2 separate regions of the Homo sapiens genome follow, and region 2 is linked to region 1. Evidence: chromatin loops called from intact Hi-C (ENCODE). Cell type or tissue: natural killer cell. All regions are shown on one strand. Links, peaks and the distances in the headings refer to the core of each region. The heading gives the core; the rest is flanking DNA.

What was found. Hi-C counts contacts between places; a loop is a spot of excess contacts. Peaks named below come from ENCODE experiments on the same cell type or tissue, not always from the same donor. Only the 100,000 strongest peaks of a DNase experiment are listed, where the experiment ranks them.
Region 2: it touches region 1 in a loop (3-fold over the local background); 2 of 110 quality-filtered maps call a loop at or near these places.

What each region holds. Positions count from the first base shown.
Region 1 is chr10:14,169,276-14,179,575 of GRCh38, forward strand. The region is part of intron 2 of FRMD4A (FERM domain containing 4A); the gene reads right to left. Among named protein-coding and RNA genes, the nearest start is that of FRMD4A-AS3, 100 kb to the left of the region's middle. RefSeq lists an enhancer at 6,173-6,672 and a silencer at 8,032-8,193. In natural killer cell, for the core only: no CTCF peak of the experiment used is centred there; DNase peaks (open chromatin) are centred at 4,426 and 4,846; H3K27me3 peaks cover 1,802 bases.
Region 2 is chr10:14,110,758-14,121,057 of GRCh38, forward strand. The region is part of intron 2 of FRMD4A (FERM domain containing 4A); the gene reads right to left. Among named protein-coding and RNA genes, the nearest start is that of FRMD4A-AS3, 42 kb to the left of the region's middle. In natural killer cell, for the core only: no CTCF peak of the experiment used is centred there; no DNase peak of the experiment used is centred there.

The DNA of each region.
Region 1 (10,300 bases), core at 999-8,998:
GCCCCAATTCCGTGAATGCCTCCTGGTTCCTACTTTATTTACCATCCCTAGTGTAAGAACATGTCAATCTTGATGTTATCACACAAATTATAGGCTGTGACACGCATAGCATTCTTGCCTATTCTGTAGGATTGCTTTTAGTTGTCCCGCCCAGAGCACACACACCCTTTTCCTATGGTGGATAAGCCCTGGGTCTGGGGGTAACATAACATTATGGAGATCTCCCTGTCTTTCTGCTGCCAAAGACCATGCTTCCATCCGTAAGTTCCCCAGATAAATCACCCTTTACCAAAAAAACTGGATTTTGTCCTTGTTCTTTGGTTTCTTGTCTCCTCCTGTATTTGGGGGTCACTTTGTGTATGTGGCCCTTTCTTGGAACACTATCTCAGAGGCCCCTTCAGATTAGAAACTGTCTCACACTTTCTTAGGAAAACATTTTGATATCAGCAAACATTTCCTTGAATTTAATCTAAACCTGTCATTCTTCAGCTCCAACAAATCTCCTCTTATTCAAGTCTCCATTAAGATAAAGTATAGGCTGTCATAGGCTTGGGCATAATCATGTGTGTGATATTTAGTGTATTTGCAAGTAATTGTCAAGCCTTCCACAGTCATCCCACTCAGGCTAACCATTCCTTAACCCTTAGTGATTTCTGGTTCACAGAGTTCTTTACATGAGAAATTCCAGTGCTTGATCTGAATTCATGTACAAGCAAGGTGGAACACAGTGGATCATTCCAGGCACTATTCTCCATGGAATCCTGGCAAAGTTTCAAGCAGATGTCGAATAATTCTAAGTGACTTTAAGAGTTTCACATACTCTATACTAATTGCCCTAAGGAGCCATAGAGCTTTGACTATACATATTTTATTCTTCCTTTTGATCCTATATTGTGTGTATTTCAGAATTTTGACATCTTACCTCTGTATCTAACGTGTTTCCAAAAATATAGCATGATCAGGAAAGACAATTCTTGAACTAACTCTAGCTCTGTGTGGCTGACTATTATGCCCAGGTACAAAAGAGCAGGACTCGCCGGACATGATTCCTGGGCTAATTTCAAATGCTCCTTCTTTAAAAGATCTGCTTCCATTTCCCCTTAATTGCCCCTTTCATAAAATGACCAGATCCTCTCAGAAGATTTCCTTTAGACAGTTACTTTATGCCACAAATCACAAATGTTCCTCGAAAAAAGTATCTGAAGTACAGCGCAGGATATGTCTTTGTAGGAGAAATAAGACAGGGTCAGACAGAGAAAAAGACACCAACGCTGGGAAGTTAGGTGATTGTAAACTGAGAGCAGGTGTTAAAGGAAACCATATTGGAGTATTCAGAAAAACTCAAATTAGCACACGAAATAGTTAATCAACTTTTTAAAAGTTACAACTATCCTTTCTAGGGTTAATTTCCATCCACTCTCTATTTACCGCACAAACATTTGGTAAAAACATAGCTATAATCTTATTTGGATATTTAAGAAAAGAACTCCAATCAAGCCATCTTCCCTCCCTTCCACTCCCCTACCTCTCTTCCCTGGCCTCTTCTCCCCGTCCTCTCCTCTCCTCTTTTCTTCCCCTCCCTTCCTCTCCACCTTCTTTTGATGCCACAGTTTCTTCAGATTACACTCCTTACAGTCATGAAAAGTAAAGACTTGGCCTGATTTCATGTGGCCTTACCAAAGTGCTCCCTGCAAATTTTGCAGCCACCATGAATCACAAGACGCTGAATACGAGGGGAGTTTTTTTTTTTGTTTATTTGTTTGTTTTTTGCGAGCCTCATTCACTAGAAGCAGGGCTCAGAAGATTAGATGGAATTATGAAGTTTGGAGGATTAAAAATCTAACTAAAAGGACACATTAAAAAAATTCACGGACATGATTGATTATAAAATGATTTCCTTTACTCTCATAGAAGAAACCACTCAATCACCTTCTCTCTCTCTCTTTTTTTCTTGCTTTTTTCACCCCTGCCTCTGCAAACATCATTTGCTATGGTTGAAATCCTGAGACCTGTGTCAGGGCCTGCCAGAAGGCCAGTTAGAAATATATCCATCAGCCTAGAGACTCCTTTAGATTGCATTATATATAAAAGGAAGAATAAGCAGTGTGCCCAAGTGAATCCAGCCAAAAGCCAAAGCTGTGCAATGGCTGTGTATCACTGACAATGCACTAACTGTGATTAGGGGAGGCCAGCTGCCACCCTGTCTGTTTCTAGGTATGTCAAGTGTGGCCGCCCACCCAGGAGACAGAGTATGTTCAGGTGCCCTCTCTGCAACTGCCTTAATTTCAATGCTCATGAACTGTGTTTCTCACCCTGTTTTGCCATTTCCAGTTAATCTCATGCATATTTATGTGCCAATTATGCAAATCCCAAGATAAAAATGCATTAAGCACCCATGATTTAGACTGGTTAAGTCCATTACATGGTGTAATGAAATTATTGCATGATGTCCAATTTACCTCAATGCTTGCTTTAAACTGTCCATAAGTTATTGAATAACCATAACATGCCAAAATTTAGCTCTAGGAGGCTTCCTTTGTCTGACCTATCATCATACCAGGAAATCAGAAACTTCAAGCTAAATCCTCACCAAAGGGAGAAAATATTTCAGAACAGACTTAAGGAGGCATAATGTGATCAAAGTTTAAGTATGGCAACCACCTTGTCACGGATATGTCTTCTCTTCGGATAAATTAAAAATATCGCTGGGTAATTTCAACAACATTTGGACAGGGCAACTTAGGATTTAAAACCAAGCCTTGCCAATGGGATTCTCCTCTTGCCCAGTCAGGTCTTGTTCCCTCAGTCATGATGATATTGTAGGTCACTGAATTCAAATGCAGTTTGAATTTTCAATATGGAAATATCCATTTCCAGCATTAGAAATAAAAAGACTAAAAAAGAATTCACAGAAGCAATTTAAACACATACACATACACAAATCCCTTGAAACCTAAAAACTGAAGGGTTTGAATGAGAATCTATTTGCTATGTAGAGATTTTATGTTTAAACTTTGGTAGGACCCGAACCCCACAGTTTCCATGTTTATTAGACAATATGATGATCAAGGAACAAGCCATGATGTGAGTGATACTGATAAATATAATATGTGAGCAGCCTGACTCACTGACATCCATTTCTCCCCCGACTATAGCATGCCATTTTAATCGGCTCATGGTGTGATTTACGCAGAGCCTGGGTCCTGATTATTTGCATAGGAAACTCCCTTCGAAGTCTACGAGAGTTGTACTCGCGTGAGGTTAGGAGCTCGGATCCACAGATCTGTTAGGCGCCAGAGACTGCACAATACTGCGATAGTTTGCAATTTGAAAACCTGGTCAAATGAACAGATTACGATGCCATTCCCCAAAGCATTCAAACCTCATCCTGTCAATCAAGTGAGCTAGGATGCCAGTGTCATTTGCCATTTTCTTTGCTGTGGTAGGGGATCATGAAACAGCACCTTGGATTGAAGTGTACTGCCTGTAAGCAACAGGATTCCAGCTACATGCCCAGTGAGAACAAGTGGGTCACCAAGGGGATCTCAAAGATCTGCCAGCCCGCAGAAGGGCTGGAGTTAGAGCCTTTGTAACAAACTCTCACTTGAGGCTATCCTTCTAATGAATGACTCTCAGACATGGGTGAACATAACAGAGATGGGAAATTCTCGCAAAGGATGGGGTGTCTTCCTGCACAAGACCTACTTCTAACATTCTCTGAAAATATCATGGTCAGGCTCATTAACCAGCAGGAAAAAAAAATGTTCAATGACAAGAGTCTATTTGTGTCCAAATCATTACACAGGGCATCAAAGAGATGAGGTAAATCAAAGCTTTGTCCTATTGACTTTAACTCTGCTGTGTGTTTAGAGATCTATTTGCCCCTTGATTTGTTTTGAAATTTCTGGTTAAGAAAAGTAATATTTCTAGCATTATTGAAAACTTTGGATCTATCCATTTAGAGTTATAGGTAAATATAGCAGATATCAAATAACACCTTCATCGTCTGAGCTTATAATGGAAAACCCCACGTTCAAAGCGTCTCTTGAAAGTGAAAAAGCAAACTCCAGCCAAGAAGAACAAGCGCTTAGAGTCTTCAGGAGACCAAAACCAGTTCCCCGTGAGCATTTCTAAATGTTACAGGACCAAGTTCAAGATGTCAGGCTAGAGCAGTGCTCTGAAATCTTTTCTGCAGGTCTGCTATTTTTCCGAGAACACACTGGCCTCCAGAATGCATTAACCTACTTTCTACAGAGAGGATTCCCTGGTCCTCCTGCTCTGAAGAAGAGGAGGAGGAAGAGGAAGAGGAAAGAGGCTATTTCAAGTGGGAGCTGGGCACACTCTTTGCCTTAAACGTGTTACTCCTCCTGCTAAACAGCAATACGATCTGAGAAATTGGTACTTCCTGCAAACGAACAGCTCCGAGGGCTGCACGGCCCCAAAGCAAGAGTGACTGGAAATCCTGCTAAAATATGGCTGTCTAATCAACCGAGAGGCGAACTCATTTACTGAGGTTCCCATTGTCCACGCTGACAGATGGCTCGCTCCCCTCTCTGCTCTCCCCTTCCCCTCAGATCGCGCTGCCGTGCAGGCAAGCCTATTCTTTGAGAGATCCAGTTGCAATCGCCAGCCTAGTTCTGAAATGAGACAAAAGCTCCGTGAGCCTCCTCCCATGCACAGAGCCTTTTCTGTCCCTCCAAGCAGAAGGAAAAGAAATCCAGATCCACTCCCCTTACCTTCGTCCTCATCGGAGACAGGAGCCCTTCCATGGTGGCAGAATCCTCATGCCAGTTTCTGTCTCCTGCAAGTTACTCTCTCTGTGTGCCGTGCTTAAGCATCCCACATGAAAAGAGCCATGTCGGGAGCCGTGGTGGCTCCCCTCTCCCGGGTGGCGCCTCTGCACCGCCACCCGGTCTAACTTGAATCCCCAGCGCCTGCAAAGCGCCGTTCCTGGAGAAGCCTGCTCCTCTCCTCGCCCTGGTCCCCTCTCTCTTTCTCCCTCTCCCGCGCTCTCTCTCCTCCCTCTCTCTCCTCCCTCTCTCTTTCCATAATCTGCCTACAGCTCTCTGTGTACCCTGCTCACTTGACAAATGATCTCTGTCTTAGGTAACGCATTTGAACCAAGAACAGTGATCTGTAACAACCCACAGGGCAGCTCATCCAGGGCAGGAGGCGAGGGGGGCTGAGCCGGAGCATCCAGCCGCTTTGGGCTCTGTAGCTTGTTCTCTCCAGAGCTGAGAGCACTGTTGCGTTTGTTCGTTCATTCATTCATTCATTCATTCATTCATTCGTTCATCATTCCTTCCTCTCTTAAGAAGTGGGACTCCCACAGGAATGGATCTAGTTGACACCATTACTGAGCTGCTTTTCTGGTCTGTGTACAGAAAGCTGAAAAAGAAATCCCACTGCGTGGAGTACTTCTAAATACCCATGTTCAGCCCACTGTGAATTTCACACCTGGATAGTTAACTGGGTTCTTCTGCAGTTTGGCCAGATGTTTAGAGGCACATAACTGTAGCCTCTTTTTAGAGAAAGTTTCAAAAACAGATTTATGGACTCTGATCCTGAATAGTTGAGTATTAAAAAAAAAAGTGTGTGTGTGTCTGTGTGTGTGTGTGTGTGTGTGTGTGTGTGTGTGTGTGTGGACGCGCGCGTACGGGCACACTGTCCAGGAGTCCAAATAAATCAGGATTGACTGTTTCATTCAGCATTGCTGGTCACTTGGAAAAAAATACACAATGAAAGAAAAATGGCAAAGACCTAGGTCAGAGCATAATGCAGTTGAAAAGATGAGATTTTTCTGAACTTCTTTATGCTTGAGGAATTTTCTCTGTGAGAATAATTCAACATCTCTACTTCAACTGGTGACTCCTTAAATGTGGCTACACACATCTATGCCATCACCAAGGGGCCAGGACCCCTTTTGCATCATATATGTGACACATGTGCACCATACATGAACCTATCAATGTGATTTAAGGAAGATGCCCCTGTCCCTTGCCCTTCTTTCCATCTGTGATTCTTGTACTCACAAGACATCCCCAAGATAGGGCGAGCCACTCTGTCCTCCAGATGGAATCACAGGCTGGTCCCAGGCCCCTGCCTCTTCCTTCATTGATGCTTTTCACCCCTAATTAACATCCTTCTTCTCCTCCCGTTCACACATCAGCATTCCAATAGAACTTCAGTATCTACACCAACTCTATCACCTCTTGATCACCTCCTTCGTAGTCTCCAGTTTGCTTCCTTTTTTTTTTTTTTTTTTTTACAGGGTGTCTGTCTGTTGCTCAGGCTGCAGTACAGTGGTGCAATGATGATGGCTCACTGCAGCCTTGAACTACTGGGTTCAAGAGATCCTCCTGCCTCAGCCTCCTGAATATCTGTGACTGTAGGCATGCACCACCATGCCCAACTAATTTTTAATTTTTTTATGGAGACAGGGTCTTGCTATGTTTCCCAGGCTGGTCTCAAACTCCTGGCCTCAAGAGATCCTTCCGCCTCAGCCTCTCAAAGTGTTGGGATTACAGATGTGAGCCGCTGCTCAGGGTCCAATTTTCTATTCTTAACTCTTTCTCTGCGTCACCTTAGTTGCAGGCTGCAACCTCATTCTCACTTAACCAGACATGTACATCCTTTGACCAGAGTCTTAGCATCCTGACAAATCTGTAGACCCAACATATTGAGTGCAACTCGCTGTCCTTATATAAAAGATTATTGCCATTTCTGGGGGACTCTGGACCTTATTTCTTGGGTATTGACTTAAACAATACTTCTTATTTTGTATTGTAGTGTTTAGGGATCCCTAATATTTTCTTCTATTCATGTAGTCATTCAACAAATAGTTGTAAGGCACCTAGTATGTGCTGGAAGCTGTTCTTGTTCTGATGATACAGTGGAGAATAGGGTAGACAAAGTCCTTGTTCCAAGGCCCTATATTTCATAGCAGGTTTGATACAAAACTCAACCAACTCATCAAGCCCTTCCATCTATCATTGCATTATTCATACCAACCTCTCCCCATGTTTTTGGGTTTCTCTGTGGGATTGCAAACCTTCTGATGTGACTTCCATTTCCAGTTTAGTGCCAGTCTCTTTGTGACACTTCTCCTAACTGTACACCCATGATCAACTTTCTCCTAGGAAATAAAAAACCAAAATGTCTCCACGAGAATCTCATTCCTTCACCTCCATCTTTTTTTTTTTTTTTTTTTTTTTTTTGAGACGGAGTCTCCCTCTGTTGGCCAGGCTGGAGTGCAATGGCGCAATCTCAGCTCACTGCTATCTCCGCCTCCCAGGTTCATGTGATTCTTCTGCCTCAGCCTCCCGAGTAGCTGGGATTATAGGCACGCACCACCACTCCCAGCTAATTTTTGTATTTTTAGTAGAGATGGCGTTTCACCATGTTGGCCAGGATGGTCTCAATCTCCTGACCTCACGATCCACCCCCTCGGCCTCCCAAAGTGATGGGATTACAGGCATGAGCCACTGCACCCAGACTTACTTCCATCTTTAATTCTATTCTCTGTCCTCTTCCCCAGACCCTTCCTCTATCTCCCCAAAGGTTTCATTTTTCAGTGTCAGGGAAGGAAATCACTCTTGTTTACTCAAAACAGAGATGCCGTTCCTCATCCTCCCCGGTTATTGGCCCTGAACCATTAAAACGACTTGTTATCCCACTCACTGTTGAGACATCGCCCATGCCATGTGCTACATTTAGCTTCCATCCCTTTGGATTCTTCAATAACTAGAATAAGCTGCATCCATTATTTGCTTTTTTACTTTCGACAATTCTTTCCTGAAGCATTCTGCCCTGTTCATGACATGTAAAGGTTCATGAACAGGTTTGCACTGTTTGTGCCCTTTCTAAACTCAGAAACCCCTCTCATCAGAATTTCCAATCATGTACCCTTCTTTTTGTTTGTTTTTGTTTTTGTTTTTTTTGAGACAAAGTATCGCTCTGTTGCCCGGGCTGGAGTGCAGTGGCATGATCTTGGCTCACTGCAATCTCTACCTCCTGGATTCAAGTGATTCCCGTGCCTCAGCCTCCACCATGCCCAGCTAATTTTTTTTGTATTTTCAGTAGAGATGGGGTTTCGCTATGTTGGCGGGGCTGGTCTTGAACACCTGGCCACAAATTATCCACCAACCTTGGCCTCCCAAAGTGCTGGGATTATAGGTGTCAGCCACTGTGCCTGGCCCCAATCATGTCCCCTTCTCAAGAGTTTTATCCTTGATATTAAAAAAAATATATCTCTGGTACAATTGATTACCTGCCCCGCTGCCTCCTGGCCCTCTGTACTCTCTCTGGCTCTCAATCTCCCTAAAGGTTTGTTTAAAGTAGATAGAACAGAGGGGGGACTATGCCAAGGTTAAACAAAATTCGACTGATTGCATGTTTAAGGCCGGTTGTTTTCTGAAAAACTCCAACCATAGATTTTGGAACCAGAATAGCTTTCCTGAGTCAAAGGAAAGGACTTTCGGAAGGAATTTGGAATATTCTGTATAAGTGCACCACTTAGGGAGGGTAGAACTTTTCTGGTTGTTTACACACCAGCCATTTAGCCCCTGGAGCCTGGGGTTGTTCACCATATTTTTATAATGGTCTGAGAGGTCCTTGACGAAACCTCTGGAATCAATAGGACTTGGAACCTATCAATTAGCTCCTGAGATGATGCTGCTGTTGATGGTAAAGATGAGAATGGCAATAGCTGTTGAATGCTTACCTGGTGGCAGGCACTGGGCTAAGTGATTTCATGCAGTAGTTCACACAATTCCCTTACCCCCTGCCCTACGAGGGAAGTACTATTCTTACTGCTATACTGCAGAAGCTTCAGCTAAGTAATTCACCCACACAGCATTCAGTTCAATGAAGCCACTGCTGGTGTACTATTTCCACCTTGTGTTACTTCATTAAAAATAATCCCCACCAACATAAGACATACAAAGACTTAAAAGTACATTTTAAATTTCTGTTCTTTATTAGTCAGGGGTTGCAAAGTAAGCATTTGAAAGTATTTTATTTTAGACTATTAGGCTATTACATTGAGTACCTCGTTCACTTATGTATTCAGGAAACCAATATTCATTGAACATCCACTTCAAGCCAGGTTCTGTGTTAGACACTTAAAAGCACAAAGTCTTGTGTTTATCAAAGATAAACATTTACAAAATGGAGCACATTAGTCCATTTATCACTTATGATTTCCAAGTCCTTTAAATACTGATGACTGCACCTTTTATGTCTTGTGTGAAGTGGTTGAATTGTTGCAGGGTGAAGGGGGCAGGAAGAGAGAGAGGGTGGTGGGGATTAGAAAATATTTTAACCTGGGCAATAAATGTCCGTGAAGAATAATTGTCAGATCATTAGGCACCCTAACACCCTTGACATTGATCAATGTTACCAAAGTATCCAGAAGCAAGAACGATTTGCATTTTTGCCTCACAGATTTCTTTGGATTAGGGCACTCTCTGCTTGCAATTTACCATCTGGGGTTAACCCAAACTTAGAAAAAAAAAAGTCAATAAATATCAAATATGTAGACACTGGTGAAATATTAATTAAGTTTACACCACAAGAGAAAGGGAGTTTTCTCTGAAATCTGACTTAAGGAATTTCTACTTTGTGGTAGGTGGACTTCTCACCTATAGAGGAAAACTCCCCACACCAAGGAACCTCTCTTAGCAAATGCCCTTGCCCTTTGAGCCACCCTTCTTTCATATTTTGATGTCAAAAAAGAGAGGGAAATAATAACTTTATAATAAACTTCTCTAGACTAGGAGCACTTGTAAACGTCACAAAGGCTGTTGGGTAGGCCATGGTTGGAGGCTCAGGTTTTCCATCTCTTGGGCTTAAACACTGACCCTTTCTTCCCCACATCTTTGCCATTTTTGAGGTTAATTTATTTAGGCCCCTTAGAGTCTCTGGGGATCATAGCTAGCCAAACAATTAGGTTTTATTATCTGGGATTGCACTGCCTGCTTCATAAAGAGTTGATGATTTATTAAGGTGAGAAGATTGTGACCTAAGCACCGTGAAGGCTTTACCCTCTGTGACCTGCTCACCACTCTTTACTATTTAGAAACATCTTCATCAAATTGTAGGCTTTGGGATGATAATGGATAGAAAAGGTCTTCTTCCTGGATCAGTTCCAGATATCTTGGGTAACACTGAAGGAGTTATGTAACTAACATGACAAATCTCCTTCCCCCTTTTTCTCTCTGCCTCAACCCTCCTCAGCCACACATATTTGCTTTCATTTATAATATAAATATCCGAACCTAGCACAGAGAAAATTTTCACC
Region 2 (10,300 bases), core at 894-8,893, 59 kb before region 1:
AATTCTTTCACAAGCAGTTACTTTTTTCTTTTTAATGGTTATTTAAATTTTTTAGTTCTGTGTATTTTATTTTATTATTATTATTTGTTTTAGAGATAGCGTCTCCTTCTGTCACCTAGGCTGGAGTGCAGTGGTGCAGTCATAGGTCACTGCAGCCTTGAATTCTTGGGCTCAAGCTATCCTGCCTCAGCCTCCCAAGTATCTGGGACTAAAGGCATGCTAAAAATTTTTAAGAAATGTGAGAAAGTACACATATCATAAAATTTACCTTCTTTATTTTTAAGTTCAGTAGTGTCAATTACATTTATGTTGTTGTACAAGTAATCGCCTAAACATTTTCATCTTGCAAAACAGAAATTTTGTATCCGTTAAACAATTATTCCCTCTCTACCCTAGCTTAGCCCCTGATAACTATCATTCTGCTTTCTGTCTCTGCGAATTTGACTCTTCTAGGAATTCATGTAAGTGGAATCCTACATTATTTCCTTTTATGACTGGTTTATTTCACTTAGCATAATGTCCTCCAGGTGCACAGGCAATATTCTACCCTCGATTTATTTATTCTGCTTTTTAAAATCATGAGTCTGTCTATGCCATGGGTTTCCCTGAGGCATGGATCCACTGAGAATGATGAAATAACATCCCAAGCTGTGATTTGGCTCAAGGCTTTATTGTTGCCATTGGACAGTTATAAAATGCCCAGATGTTTAGCTCAGGAATTACTTCACCTTACACAGTCCTCTACCCTGCAGGGATAGCTAAGCTTGCAGCACTATGGTTAGGGAAAGATCAAAGTACAGAAGTCATTAAGAATGAATTTTAATAAAATTAATCCATCAATTCACTGTGGATTAATTCATCCACAATGAATTCATACATATAAGAAATGTCTATGAAACCTACCTACTATGGGCAATGCATTACGTCATGTACCAAAAAGAATAAGCCATGATCCTGGCAGGGAGAAATCTTATTGAGAGATTAGGTAAATATATTTTTGAGTAGCATAAGAGGTGGTTACAGGATTTTATGACTAACTGACAAACTAATGACAAAAAATTAAGTGGTGTGTGCTGTGGAGGGGGAGGACATCCTGCAGGGCAGGTGGAGGAGGGAGTAGGATTCACCCACAGCTCCTAATCCATTGTAGATACTCCATGATTATGGAAGGAAGGAAGGAAGGAAGGAAGGGAGGGAGAGGAGGGGAGGGGAGGGGAGGGGAGGAAGGCAGGGAAGGAAGGGAGGGAAGGAAGGGTGGGAGGGAGGGAGGGAAAAAGACAAACAGAATGATGAAATAGCTTTATGGCCCAGGGAATAGAGTGAGCAAATGCTTGGTGTTGAGAAAATGCACAATTAATTTGAGAAACGGTGAGCAGACTCATTTGTCAGAAGGAAGGGTAGAAACACAGAAAGATGTTGGTAAGGGGGCCAGCCATGGAATGTGGCCCAGCTGGGGAGGGCCCAGAGCAGTCAAGTCCATGTTTGAATTTAATTCTCTAAGTAATTAGGAGCTGTGTAGATCAGTGAGCAGCAGTAACATGATTAATGTGGCATTTTAGGAGGATTAATCTGGCAGGTGTGCCTGATGGAGGAGCACAGAGGAGAGGGTAGAAGACGAGAGAGCAGTTTGCGGCGGTCTCGATGTGGTTGTGTCTATTTTCTTGCAATTTATTTCAAAAGAATAAAATAGCTTTCAAGAGATAACAATAGCTCCACCAGGACCTCACCCATCTTCACACTGGGCTTTGCTTATAGGAGGGAATGATTAAACTTTCTTCCTTTTTTTGAGATGGAGTCTCACTCTGTAGCCCAGGCTGGACTGTAGTGGCGCCATCTTGGCTCACTGTAACGTCTGCCTCCCAGGTTCAAGTGATTCTCCTGCCTCAGCCTCCAGAGTAGCTGGGATTATAGGTGTCTGCCACCACATCTGGCTAATTTTTGTGGTTTTGGTACGGACGGGGTTTCATCATGTTGGCCAGGCCGGTCTTGAACTCCTGACCTCAGGTGATCCGCCTTCCTCGGCCTCTCAAAGTGCTGGGATTACAGGCATGAGCCACTGTGCCCGGCCCCCTGATTAAACTTTTTTTCTTTCCAAATTCAAAAGGAAACTATGCTTCCAACTCCCCCTTCCCTCAATGTGTGTAATTATTACAATTACAGTGACAGACAAAGAGGTTATTAAATAATGGCTCGGTGTAAGTGTGGGTTAAGAGTGAAACACTCACTGAGAGGGCAGTCCTGAGCAGCCTGGAGGAGAAGGAGCTTGGGGACCTAGTACAGGTTCGGACTGGAATCCCCTACAGAGTTGTATTCTGTGGACTTAGGAGAAAACCAGCTCAAAGAATCCTGCCTGGTGTGCTGATTTTCATTTCATTTGTCATCATTATTATTGTATTTTCAAAAATAGATATACATAGATACATCGTTTAAAAGTTATACAGTTGACTCTTGAACAATGCGGTTGAGCTGCCAGGGTCCACTTACACGTGAATTTTCTTCTGCCTCTGCCATTTCTGAGACAGCAAAACCAACCTCTCCTCTTCCTCCTCAGCCCACCCAACGTGAAGATGAGTAGGATAAAGGCCTTTATGATGATCCAGACCCACTTCCACCTAATGAGTAGAAAATATATTTTCTTCCTTGCAATTTTCTTAGCAACATTTTCTTTTCTCTAGCTTACTTTATTGTGAGGATAAAGTATAGAATGCATAGAACATACAAAATATGTGTTAAGTGGCTGTATGTGTTATTGATAAGGCTTCTGGTGAAGATCAACAGTAGACTATTAGTAGTTAAATTCTGGGGGACTCAGAAGTTATACCTAGATTTCTGACTGAAAGGGGTATCAATGCCCCTAACCCCTATGTTGTTCAAGGATCCACTGTACATAAAAAAGCCATTTTCAGAAATTATTTGTTGCTTATTTCTTCAAGTTATCCAAATCGAAGGCTATTTAGTAACACTCTAATTGGTCAAAGGCTATTGTAAAGCCCTATTTGGAAATGCATGAGTGTGCGCGCGCGTGTGTGCGTGTGTGTGTGTGCTGCCATTGTTCTCTTCTTCCTCTTCTTTCTCCTCCTTCTCCTCCAGCAGGTTCCTATTATTGAAAAGCACACCTTTATCTGTACCTGAATAATCTGGGAGTCACATCTCCGAGCCTCTGCTGCTCTGCATCCCACCTCACCCCCAGCCCATCCTATCGCCAAGGATGCGAGAGCTACTGTGAGTCGGCCAGACTCCAGCAGGGCATAGCCTTGGCCTGCAGTCTCAGTAGGGGGTGCCTTCAAAGGCTCAAGCACACGTACTTGTGGGTATGGCTGCTTTTGGAAATTTTGTCTTCTCCCTGTGGCTTCTCTGAAAGGTCACTCACTGCCGACTGTGTGCGCCAGCAAAAGTTCTGGGAAGATGGCTTGGGCTAGTTTCCTGCAGACTTGGGTGGATTCATTCCCAATTCCTTTTGGTTATTTTCCTCAGGCTCTCTTCTTTGTGAGTAAGCTCTGGCCTTTCCACCAGCCAGGTCCTACTTCGGAGACACAGGTAGGGCTTAAGGAGCCTCATTTGAGCCAGCTGGGGTCCCAGGGCTCACTTCCATTGATTTCAAAAACCCCAGGAAGAGCCAGCGGAAAGGGCATATACCCATGCTCCAAAGCTTCTGTCCATCATTTGGAAGATGGTTCTTCAAGTCTTCACTTGGAATGGATTTATTCCTATTTTTAGCCATAATTCTAATAAGCCCATTTTTCCGTTTCCTCAATTCTCATTCATTTACCACCTGTAATGTAGGAGAGGAAGACCCAAAAAGAGCAGAAAGGAATGACCACTGCAAATTTGACAATGAGGGAGGGGCGTGGAGGAAGACTCAATGCAGAGATGGCGGCCAGAGAATCACTCCCTAAAACCCCAGCTATCAGATGAAAGAGAGAATGGCCCAATGCCTCTTTGGGGTCAGCTGACATTTTTTTGGAGAAATTTGAGAGGTACCAAACAGGGAAGAAATCTGGGTGTCTAGGCTTAAGCCCCTTTCAGAGAGTTTCAGAATCCTGCAGATCCGCTGGTAGGCATCTCAGCCTGCAAAATCCCATTTAAGCTACTGGGATTAGCACATGCTGAGGGGTTCAGCACTGGATCCATGCCGGCCCTCTGCATACTGAATGCCAAAGAGCAAGTTGTGAGTGGATGTGGGAGAAGGTACTGAAGTACTGTAGGAGGAGAAAGAATGGGATAGAAAGAGTGGGCACACAGTGACATAAGACATGACTGCCTACCTGCTACCCATACACTCACTCCCCCACCCACCAAGCAAGCCTCTTAGACCACCTAGGATATTCCAGAGACTGTGCTGTGTTCTAAGGAGACCAAATGAGAGCCTGTCCCCTGGAAGCTTGCAGTCTAGAGCAGGTCACCTTCAAAATCCAATGTGTGTTTTATAGTAACAGCACACCTCATTTCAGAGTCACTCTGCAAGTGACAATAGACACCTGTGCTGATGGCTACTGCCTTGCACGCTGCAGGTATAGGCAAATCTGGCTATTCCTTGATCACAACTAATGCAAAAGTCCCAGGCCATCTGTGGTTGGCCTCTTATCACTTATTTCATAGCTCTCACAAAATCACAAATATATACGAAAAATAATAATTACTTTTCCCTAGTTAGCTATACTATGACTAGTCTTAGAGTCTTCTTCCCAGAGATGAGGATATTGCTTATATAATTGTTCTCCTCTCCCTTACTCATAGACATTGATAAAGTTTGGATATTTGTCCCCTTTTAATCTCATGTGGAAATGTGACTCCCAGTGTTGGAGGGAGGGCCTGGTGGGAGATGTTTGGATCATGGGAAAGGATCCTTCATGAGTGGTTTGGTGCTGTCCTTGGGGTAATGAGTGAGTTCTCGCTCTTAGTTTGCACAAGAACTGGTGGTTAAAAAGAGCCTGGTACCTCCCTCCCCGCTCTCTCTTGCCATGTGACATCCCTGCCCCCTCTCCATCTTCCACCATGATTGGAAGCTTCCTGAGGTCTGCACCAGAAGCAGATGCCAGTGCCATGGTTCTTGTCTGCAGAACCAGAATAAGCCTCCTTTCTTATAAATTACCCAGCCTCAGGTATCTCTTCATAGCAATGCAAATGGACTAAGACAGACATCAACTTAAAACTCCACTGAGCTCCTTGGAAGCCCACACCCTTAACTATCAGCATTGCTGGCTGTATAGCATTCTCTGAAAGAAGCATTGCCCATAATAAACACTCAATAAATAGCTTTCAGTGAATGGCTGAAGAAGTAGTTGGCAAGCATCATTTTCAAGGCACTAGGAAAACAGGACCAATATTCAGAAACACATCAGATCATGCGTGCCTTAGTTGTTTTTCTCCTCGGGCTATTGCACCTTCTGTGCATGCAAATGGAAGGGTTGGTTATGAAAATTGCATGCCTTGCATCATTACTCTGTTCTATTAGAAACCAGACCCGAAAGAAACACAGGGACATGTTTCACTTCAGAAACGTGTGTAGCATATGTTAGGAAGCCCTGGAAACCGCCACGACAGTTTATTGTTCACCTCGGATTCAAGCGAAGAATGCACACTGGTGGGTGGTTTTTGCATGTTCATTCCTCTGTTAAGATCACATTGAGCCCATTGGAATGGGTGGATTGAACAGAAATAATGCAGTGTTTTATTTCTTGTGTATTCTACCTTGGCTGAAAGCAGATACGGAGAGTTACCGCCAACCTTTGCTTGCCTTGGGGTCCACCAAGTTCTGATGCTACAAATGAAAAAGGCTTGACAGCTGAGATGGCCATAGGGGTGGAGGAAGCCTTACAATCACAGGGTCTGGGGGCTAAAAGGAGACTCAGTGGGTTACAGAACTCAGCTTCCTCACCACGGAGAGACCCCATTTATAGCAGCTTTAAAAACAAGCAGTAAACAAATGCCATGTTATAAAAATACTTGCCCAGTCCCCTGGCCCTCCATAAATAGGACAGTGAACTCAAACCAGCACCTGACATAATTTATCTTCACCTGCCATAATTTTTCCTTGCTTCCAGAAGAGAGGAAATGGCTATTGGCCTAGCAAAGCTACACCATCCAAAGAAGAGGTATCTAACTTCCTGTTATGTTACATCTGTCTTGGTGCTGAAATTTACTTGTGCTTTCTTGGTTTGTTTTTGGTTAAAAGCAGGGCTCTGTGGCCATTGGGAGAATGTCCCTAGCAGACCTCCTGCAGCAGAGCTCATCACTGATTGAGGGCCCAGGGCTATGCATTGAAATGCATCTCTGTGCTTGCACTGAGGCCCTGCCTCCTGTGGGCTGTTCCATGTCAGTGACTGAGTACAGCAGAGATACCTAAGGTAGCTGATTCCTGGAAGACACTGGCATTTCCCCTACTAAAATCCTTGCATGAGGAAGTTTGTCTTGGTGTCTTCTTGGAGGACCCAGACTAACATGGACTCTATTCCATGAATCCAGAAGAAGGCAAGAGTCCATCACAAGGCAGAGCCTGAACAGAGCCTAGCATGTGACAGGCACTGAAGAAATATTTACTGAATGAATGAGAGAGCCTCCAACAGCTAATGAGGTGGCCCTAGCAAGGAGGATGGATCTTTTTATAAAATTGTACAAGCAACAACCTGTTGGCCTCCCATCATTGGGACCAGTGCCCTCTACTTCTGAGCTAGCAGGAGCCCCATTTCCTAGAAGTTGATAGGGGTTTCTCATGTCATGGAGATGCAGACTCTGGGTCTCTGAGATTCTCACTTAGAATTTAGCAGCCTGCTTCATTGAGCTCAGGGTTCCCAAAGCATCAGACAATGAGAAGAGAAAGGAGGCCCCAACCAAATGGCAGCATTGCTAGGTGAAGGCTGAAGGTCACTAGAAGCAAGATAGGCTGGTCACCTGTGGGAGAGAGAAGGTGGAAGGAGGGTGGAAGGAGAATGGAAGTAGAGTTTGAAGAGCTGGCTACGTTCATTCATTCAGTCAATATTTCTTGTGTACCTGTCACGTGCTAGGTGCCTTTCAGGCCGTGCCTTTTGATGGACTTTTGCCTTCTTCTGGGTGAGCAGAAAGGAGTCCTTGTGAGTGTAGGTCCTCCAAGAAGAACTGAATTGCAGCACAATTTCAACATGGGCAATATGGGCACCTATACTTGCAGAGAGGTGTTTATCTGTCCCTAGAAAGTACCCTCGTGCCTCATGGGGACACATTTAGGGTCACCTGGAAGCCTAGGACCATTGTCTTTTCCTGGCTACGGAAGTGTGGCCCTGTTTAGAGGATGGGGTGAGGCCTGGATGCCAAAATTACCCAAGCAGTCAGCGCAGACCCTGCCACATGGTGATATTTTAAAAGACTGTGAAATTGCCAAAGAATTTAAACTCCAAACCTCCATATGAGTTTGACCAAACACCTACTAAACTCTAATCTCTGGAGCTGAGGCCCAGGAATCTGAATTTTAACAAGCACCTTGGAGATTCTGGCCTCTCAATGTTGCCTCCACTGCCAGAGTTAAAGATGCCATGCTTGGCAACCTTAGGTGAGAGAGAGCCGTTCTTGGTAGCACACTGAAAAGGTGAGAGGTCACAGAGAGTCTTGGGGGACCCAGACTCTGTAAATTTCTGCAGAAATTTGATGGAAGGAACTTCAGTCACTGGCCAAATAGAATCAGAAACCCCAGGATCTTCTTCCCCTGAATGCCCAGAGTCTTGACTTACAAACTTTTGTTTTCTGGCACAGGCATTCAGTGGTGGGACTTTGGGCATCAATTCCTGGCTATATTCGGCTGTTCTCACACTGCTAATAAAGGCATACCTGAGGCTGGGTAATTTATGAAGAAAAGAGGTTTAATGGACTCACAGTTCCACATGGCTATGGAGGCCTCACAATCATGGTGGAAGATGAAGGAAGAGCAAAGTCATGTCTTACACAGTGGCCGGCAAGAGAGCTTGTGCAGGGGAACTCCCATTTATAAAACCATCAGATATCATGAGACTTATTTACTACAACGAGAACAGTACGGGGGAAACTGCTCCCATGATTCAATTACCTCCCCTTGGCCCCACCCTTGACATGTGGGGATTATTACAATTCAAGGTGAGATTTGGGTAGGGACCCAGCCAAACCATATCACTGACTATATAACCCTGAATCCCCACAACTCTCTGGCTCTCTTGGAAATTCCATGACCTCCTGAGTGACCTACCTTTTAATGAATCTCCTTCCTGCACAGCCAGCCAGATGTATTTCTCCAGGGATGAGCTAAGAACCCCAACGGCCTGAGTAGGCCTTTGTTGGAGGAGGTCTTAGTTTCCAACTGAGCATGCAGATCAAGGAGGTGGCCATGAGTGGTGCCAAGGAACACAAGAGTCACCTGAAAGCACTCAGGGCAGGCCAAGTGAGCCCTCAATGCAGAGGGTGATAGACACAGCAGAGGGTGACTCATTTCCGTCCCTGCTGGCACCTGGGCTGCAGCTTCTGTGAATGAAGAGGTGTTAGAACAGCACCTATCGGGAGCATCCTTAGGCCAGAATGAAGAGGTGCAAAGTGAGCGGTTCATATGCTCAAACAAGCCTTAAAACTACACCTGCAGTAACAGAACCTGTTACCAGCAGGAGACGGAATGGTGGGGCCAAACCCCAGGTACCTGAACGAGGAGAAGGGACAGAGTGAAATGCCTTGATGTGCAGATATAACGTTCCCCTTCCTAAGACGTTCATCTAGGAATGAAGCCTGGGCTGCTGATGGTGATGTTTGCCGTAACACATTGGCAGCATTTGGAAGCAGATCAGGGAGCAGTAGTGAGGTTATCGCAACACCAAGCTTCAAATCCACCTGTCCCTTTTGCATGCAGAATGTCAGGATCTGTGATTAATGGAGGCCTGTAGCCCAACAAATGAGAGGAGGTGTCATTGTTTGGGCTGCTCTCTGCTCTGATTAAATAATTAATCACTCCCTAATTATGAAAGACAAAACTTTGCATCCTGCCCCACAGACCTTCCAAGGGACTTATTTGGGGAGTAACAATTTAGAGGAGATGTGATTTCCAGCTTCTCAGAAAGCCCATGGCCAAGCAAGGCTGAGGGAATATGTGGAATGTGCATATCCCTCTGTTAGGTAATGAGTTCTCCAGGGCAGAGCAGGTGACAGCTGTTCCAGGACTATAAAATATGGGTTAATTTGAAGCAGCTTGCACCTTGATTCTTGCAGACTTACAAAGGACACTTTAGGGAGGAAGTTCAATGTCATCTGCTTTTTTTTTTTTTTTTTTTCCTGGGCAACTAGGCATGAGGATGACAGGTAAGTGTGTGGACAGAGCTATTTGCATCTTTTCTTGCCAGGATGGGCCTGACAATGGGTCCACTTCCTTCCATCTCCCAGGAGATAGGCAAATCATCAGGAATTATATTCCTTTATACCTCCATCATCCCTGACACCACCATTCGGCCTACCGACATCTGTTTCCCAAGCCGAGTTCCTCCATCCCTTTACGTACACTGCTTTTTTTTTTCTGAAGTCTTGAGCCTTCATATGTCCCTCTGCCTAGTTTATTTCTTTCTTAGGTCTAAACTCAGTTCAGTGTCACTTCCTTCAGGAAGCCTTCCTTGAGTTCCCTGCCTGATGCCAATACCCTCTCCCATACTCCCAGAGCACTTATGCAGGTTGCTTCCCTCTAGATGCCAAGCTTCTTGGTATTTTAAGTTCCTCCATACAGCAGCTGTTAGCAAATGTTTGCTGAATGAATAAATGAACACATGGATGTATAAATCAATCTTATTCACTACTCAGTAGATTATTAATTCGTTGAATGAATAAATGAACAATGTGAGCTAAACGTTTCCAGAGAACTATGGTAGAGACTGGTGGCTGTTCCCCAAACCTTCTTCCTGAGCATGCATTTTCCACCTTTCCTTGCAGTTAGTGGAGGGTGAGGGGGAAAACCTGGGATCACTTCTAGTTTTTTGGGGAGCAGAGCCCTCCCTGCTGCTTTGATTTTACGTGAGTGAGAAATAAACATCTATGACATGCAGACACTGAGACCCAGGGGGCCTGTCTGTTACAGCAGCTACTCTTGCCTTAACCAGCACACAACCTGCTAGCTGCAAAGCCTGTCTCCTGGCTGATGTCCCTTCACATGGCACTGAGGTGTGGGCATCTTGGCTGGCTGTCAGAGAGCAGCTTTGCTCTCCTCCCTGACTGGAAAGCAATGGGATTTAAGAGCAGTTTTCTGGGTGTGATCTTACCCTGCTGTAACCTAGATCAGTATGCCTCACCCTGTCATGTACTTTATCCCTGTAATGTACATATGAATCAC